Linked DNA regions of Mus musculus: region 1 is linked to region 2. A link is a loop called in an ENCODE intact Hi-C map of the cell type or tissue named here. Cell type or tissue: heart. All regions are shown on one strand.

Region 1 (2,500 bases), 140 kb after region 2:
CCGGTAAAGTGCCGGCCCGCCTGCCCAGCAAGCCTCAGCTGCCGAGCTAAGCCCCCAGCACCCATGTGAAATCTGCAGTTGTGACAAACTCAGAGTCAAATACTTCCAGGGTTAGTGAGAAACCTGTCTCCAAAAACAGTGACTGAAGAAGATATCCAACATCAACCTCTGGCATCTGAACTGACAGCTACCCCTCCCCCATGGCACTTCTAGAACTTGTTATGTAGACCAGGCTGGCCTTTAACCTACAGAGATCTGCCTGCTTCTGCTTCAGGAGTGCTTGGATAAAAAGGCATGTGTCACTATCTATGCCTGGCCCACAAAAATTCATTTAATAAGATCTATCTATCTATCTATTTATGCAATATATGCCAGGCTGGTCTCAAACTCACAGAGATCCTCTTATCTCTGCCTCCTGGATCAAAATCATGCACTGACAAACCCATCATTCTTTTAAATATTTTCAGGTTGTTCTAGTGTTTAAAGAAAGCAACAGATTTTCTATTCTATTGTATCTTACAATCTCATTGGATTTATTTCTCAGCACTCACATGTTGTGAAATAAGGATTATCAACTTGCATTTCTGTCTTTCTTTCTTTCTTTCTCTCTTCCCTTCTTTTTTAAAAATCGATGCTGTTAGCCGGGCAGTAGTGGCACACGCCTTTAATCCCAGCACTTGGGAGGCAGAGGCAGGCAGATTTCTGAGTTCAAGCCAGCCTGGTCTACAGAGTGAATTCCAGGACAGCCAAGGTTACACAGAGAAACCCTGTCTTGAAAAAACAAAAAACAAAAAATCTATGCTGTTGAGGATGTATAATGGCACTTTTGTTTTCTTTAAAAACACAAAAATAGGGGCTGGAGAGATGACTCAGTGGTTAAGGGCACTGGCTGCTCTTCCTGAGTCTAATTCCCAACAACCACATGGTGGCTCACAACCATCTATAATGAGATATGGTGCCCTCTTCTGGCCTTCAGTATATATGCAGGTAGGACGCTGTATACATAATAAATAAGTAGATCTTTAAAAAAAAATCTACAGAAAATTATAAGAATGTGTTTTTGTTTTAACCCTGGGTGTGGGATGTGGGGCTGCTTTGCACTGACCACAGACGCTGACTATGATTTGCCTGGTGCTCTAGCAATGGTGTGCTTTTGCCAGCTGCAGATAATTTCTGTGATGGTGCAAAGTTTGGAATGCTAGGGACGTTTCAGAGGATATATATAAGGCCGGGTGTGGTAGTACATGCTTTTAATCCCAGCACTTGGGAGGCAGAGGCAGGCGGATTTCTGAGTACGAGGCCAGCCTGGTCTACAAAGTGAATTCCAGGACAGCCAGGGCTATACAGAGAAACCCTGTCTCAAAAAAACCAATAAAATAAAATAAATGCTAGGGCCCAGAGAGGTATGGTGGGTTGTGGTTTGTTAAGTAGTCGTGCAGAAAGAAACAAGAAGAAATTAGATACCCTGACAGCAAAGATCAAACTTGCCCCCAGGAACTCACTACCCCTAGTCAGTAGGCTCCTTAATGATAGTCTTAATGATAATGTTGCTTCCCTAACTTTATTCAGGGATCTCCTTCCTTTCCTCTCTATCCTTTTTTCTGTTATCTAGTGTTGGGGGGCAGAGGGGGAGAAGGGTGGAAGAAAGAAGAACCCACAAAGTAACCAACACCGGCTACAAATATGTGTAACCCTGTGTTGAGTAGACAGAAGAGGCCATCTTTCCCTTTTCCCTGATCTTGGAGTAAAAACTTACCATTTTTCACAATATTGTGTCAACTCTGATTTTTTTAATTTGGCTTTTATGATATTATGAATTTTTTTCTGTCCCAACTTAACTAAGGAGTTTTGTTTGTTTGTTTTTGTTTTGGTGGTGGTGGTTGTTGTTGTTTTCTTTTTCGAGACAGGGTTTCTCTGTATAGCCCAGGCTGTCCTGGAACTCACTTTGTAGACCAGGCTGGCCTCGAACTCAGAAATCCACCTGCCTATTCCTCCCGAGTGCTGGGATTAAAGTCGTGCACCACCACGCCCGGCGTTTGGCTTGTTTTTTGAGAACAATGTCTTATTATATAACCATGACTGGCCAGAAACTCTATATAGACCAGGCTAGCCTCAAACTCAGAAGAGCAGGCTATTAGGTAGCCTGGAGTGACCTCTATGTAGCCAAGTATGACCTGGAATAACATTAGGTGATCCTCCTGCTTCTACACAAGTACTGGGATCACAGCCAGACAGGGTTAAATCTTTTTTTTTTTTTAATTTTATTGATTTTATATATGTGAGTACACTGTCACTGTCTTTAGACACACCAGAAGAGGGCATCAGATCCCAGTTCAGATGGCTGTGAGCCACCATGTGGTTGCTGACAGTTGAACTCAGGACCTCTGGAAGAGCAGACAGTGTTCTTAACTGTTTTTTGATTTGTTTTGTTGTTGTTGTTGTTGTTGCTGTTGTTTTTGAGACAAGGTTTCTCTGTATAGCCCTGGCTGTCCTGGAACTC
Region 2 (2,500 bases):
TTTTCTCAAGACAGGGTTTCTCTGTGTAGCCCTGGCTGTCCTGGAACTCACTCTGTAGACCAGGCTGGCCTAGAACTCAGAAATCCACCTGCCTCTGCCTCACAAGTGCTGGGATTAAAGGCATGTGCCACCACGCCTGGCGGTTGTGCCTATTTTATATTCAGTATCTTAGGTGGTGTGTGGAGTCCTGAGCTAAAAATGACACAATTGTGGCCGACAGATCTCTGTGTGATTGAGGCCAGCCTGGGCTACACAGCAAGTTCCAGGACAAACAAGGCTATAAAATAAGACCCTGTCTCAAAACAAACAAGCAAATATTCTATCTGAACAGTGCTAGCAATACATACATTACAAAACCTTGCTGTGTCTCCTACAGAAGGTGCCTCTCCCTGTCTCCGCCCAGCACTGCAGCTGTATTGCCGGGGAAAAGAGCAAAGTTTAAGTGCAAGGTCATTGCTTCTTAGGGCTGGGAAGATGGCTCAGTGAGCTCTTTTAAGAACCCAGGTTCAAGCCGGGCATGGTGGCACATGCCTTTAATCCCAGCACTCGGGAGGCAGAGGCAGGCAGATTTCTGGTTCGAGGCCAGCCTGGTCTACAGAGTGAGTTCCAGGATAGCCAGGGCTCTACAGAGAAACCCTGTCTCGAAACAACCAAAAAAGGGCTGGTGAGATGGCTCAGTGGGTAAGAGCACCCGACTGCTCTTCCGAAGGTCAGGAGTTCAAATCCCAGCAACCACATGGTGGCTCACAACCATCTGTAACAAGATCTGACGCCCTCTTCTGGAGTGTCTGAAGACAGCTACAGTGTACTTACATATAATAAATAAATAAGTCTTTAAAAAAAAAAAAAAAAGAAAAACCAAAAAAAAAAAAAAAAGGAAAGAAAAAAAAAAAAAAAAAGAACCCAGGTTCAATTCCAGCACCCCAAACCACACCACCATCTCCACTTCTTCTTCTTCCTCCTCCTCTTCTTCATTTGTTTTTGATTTTTTTTTTCAACACAATTCCTCTGTATCTGGCTATCCTAGAACTCACCTTGTAGAGTGACCAGCCTAGAACTCACTGAGATTCACCTGCCTCTGTGTCCTGTGTTGTGTGCATTGGTGTTTTGCCCACGTGTATATCTGTATGAGTATTGGGCCCCTGGAACTGGAAGTACATGAGCTACCATGTGGGAACTGGGAGCTGGGAATTGAACCTTGGTCCTCTGGAAGTGCAGCCAGTATGCTCAACCAATGAGCCATATCTCTAACATCACCCTTTCTTCTTTCAACATTCCTACCTCTGCAACCACCGGACTGTTAGAGTCTTCTCGGTAAGTAACTAGGGAGAGGGACAGGGTTCGGCCCCCTCATTCCTTAGAGTGTGTCTGTCCTGCTAGTTGGAAAAATTCTCAGTCTGTTATGTGTCTTCTTCTGAAGCCTCCATCCTTCCTCCTCCCCTCTCTGGGAGAAAGCAGTTTCTGGCTGCTGTAATTCTATTTATGTCCACCAGATGGCAGAAGCCCCTTGGCATCAGTATAAGGTGAGCCCTGTTGCCTGAACCACTAAAAAATTCAGACTAAGAAGGGTTAAGGGAACTGGTTGGAAGAACCACCTATCCTGCCAAACTGTGTTGAGTCTGAGGAAGCAAGAGGCCTTCCTAGTCTGGTTGGGAGATGACTCACCCAAGAGTGGCCTATCACAGGGCTCACTCTGGTCACAGAGAGTTCTTTGTGACCAGAGAATTTGAGAAACTGCAGCAGGTCAACGACCAGCATCATTTGATATCAGAGAGGTGGATTCAAGTCTCTATCAGTTACAAACTGTGTGGTTGGAGCAGCACAATATTACCCAGAGAAAAGCCCCGCTTTTCCCATTGCCAAGCGAGAATAATAATAGCCACCTTATAAATTCATAGTGTGGAGGAATACAGCACAGCTCTTTAGCCTGGTACCCGGCATACAGATGGCTGAGGTCTGATCCCTTGTCAGAAGTCTGTGTGTGGCCTTAGGGTCCTCCCGTCCAGTCCAGACTGCTGCCTAAGACTGAGCACCCACCAAAACCAGACGCCCACCCTCAGCGCCCCAGGTACCTGCCTGGGTTTGAAGTTGCTCATCTTCCTGGGTGGAAAATTCTGTCCGGCAGTGCAGAGGGACATCCATCTCAGCTACAATCTCACCGATCCTCTGCTGCATGGCCACACACTCATCCGCTGTGAAGAATCCTTCCAACAGCAGAAACCCGTCCTCCTGGAACTGCAGCAGGGACAAGACTCAGGCTCCTTCCGCCCTCGCTCATTCCTTATATCCATGTTGGACCACAAACTCGAACCAAGATCAAGTGTCCTGCTCATGGCTCTGCCCCCCACCCTGGACATGGGCATCCAGTGCTTAGTGAGGAGCCGTCAGTACTGGCTGCTTGCATCTTATCGAGGAAGGGGAAGTGGCAGCTGCCTCTGCTCTTGCCCTCCAATGGGTTTGGGACATACGGAAACATTTGCTCATTTGTGTGTTAAAGTGC

The links. Peaks named below come from ENCODE experiments on the same cell type or tissue, not always from the same donor. Only the 100,000 strongest peaks of a DNase experiment are listed, where the experiment ranks them.
Region 1: a loop joins it to region 2, with 5 times the contacts of the local background. A loop is called at or near these places in 7 of 42 quality-filtered maps.

The regions. Positions count from the first base shown.
Region 1 is chr2:30,127,444-30,129,943 of GRCm38, reverse strand. No RefSeq gene overlaps it. Among named protein-coding and RNA genes, the nearest start is that of Zer1, 4.1 kb to the right of the region's middle. In heart, a CTCF peak has its summit at 967 (motif pointing left); no DNase peak of the experiment used is centred here.
Region 2 is chr2:30,269,424-30,271,923 of GRCm38, reverse strand. It overlaps Phyhd1 (phytanoyl-CoA dioxygenase domain containing 1), which reads right to left. Exons shown (of 11, transcript NM_001252570.1): 2 at 2,077-2,235. Among named protein-coding and RNA genes, the nearest start is that of Phyhd1, 3.9 kb to the right of the region's middle. In heart, a CTCF peak has its summit at 1,484 (motif pointing right); DNase peaks (open chromatin) are centred at 1,603, 2,133 and 2,223; H3K27ac peaks cover 737 bases.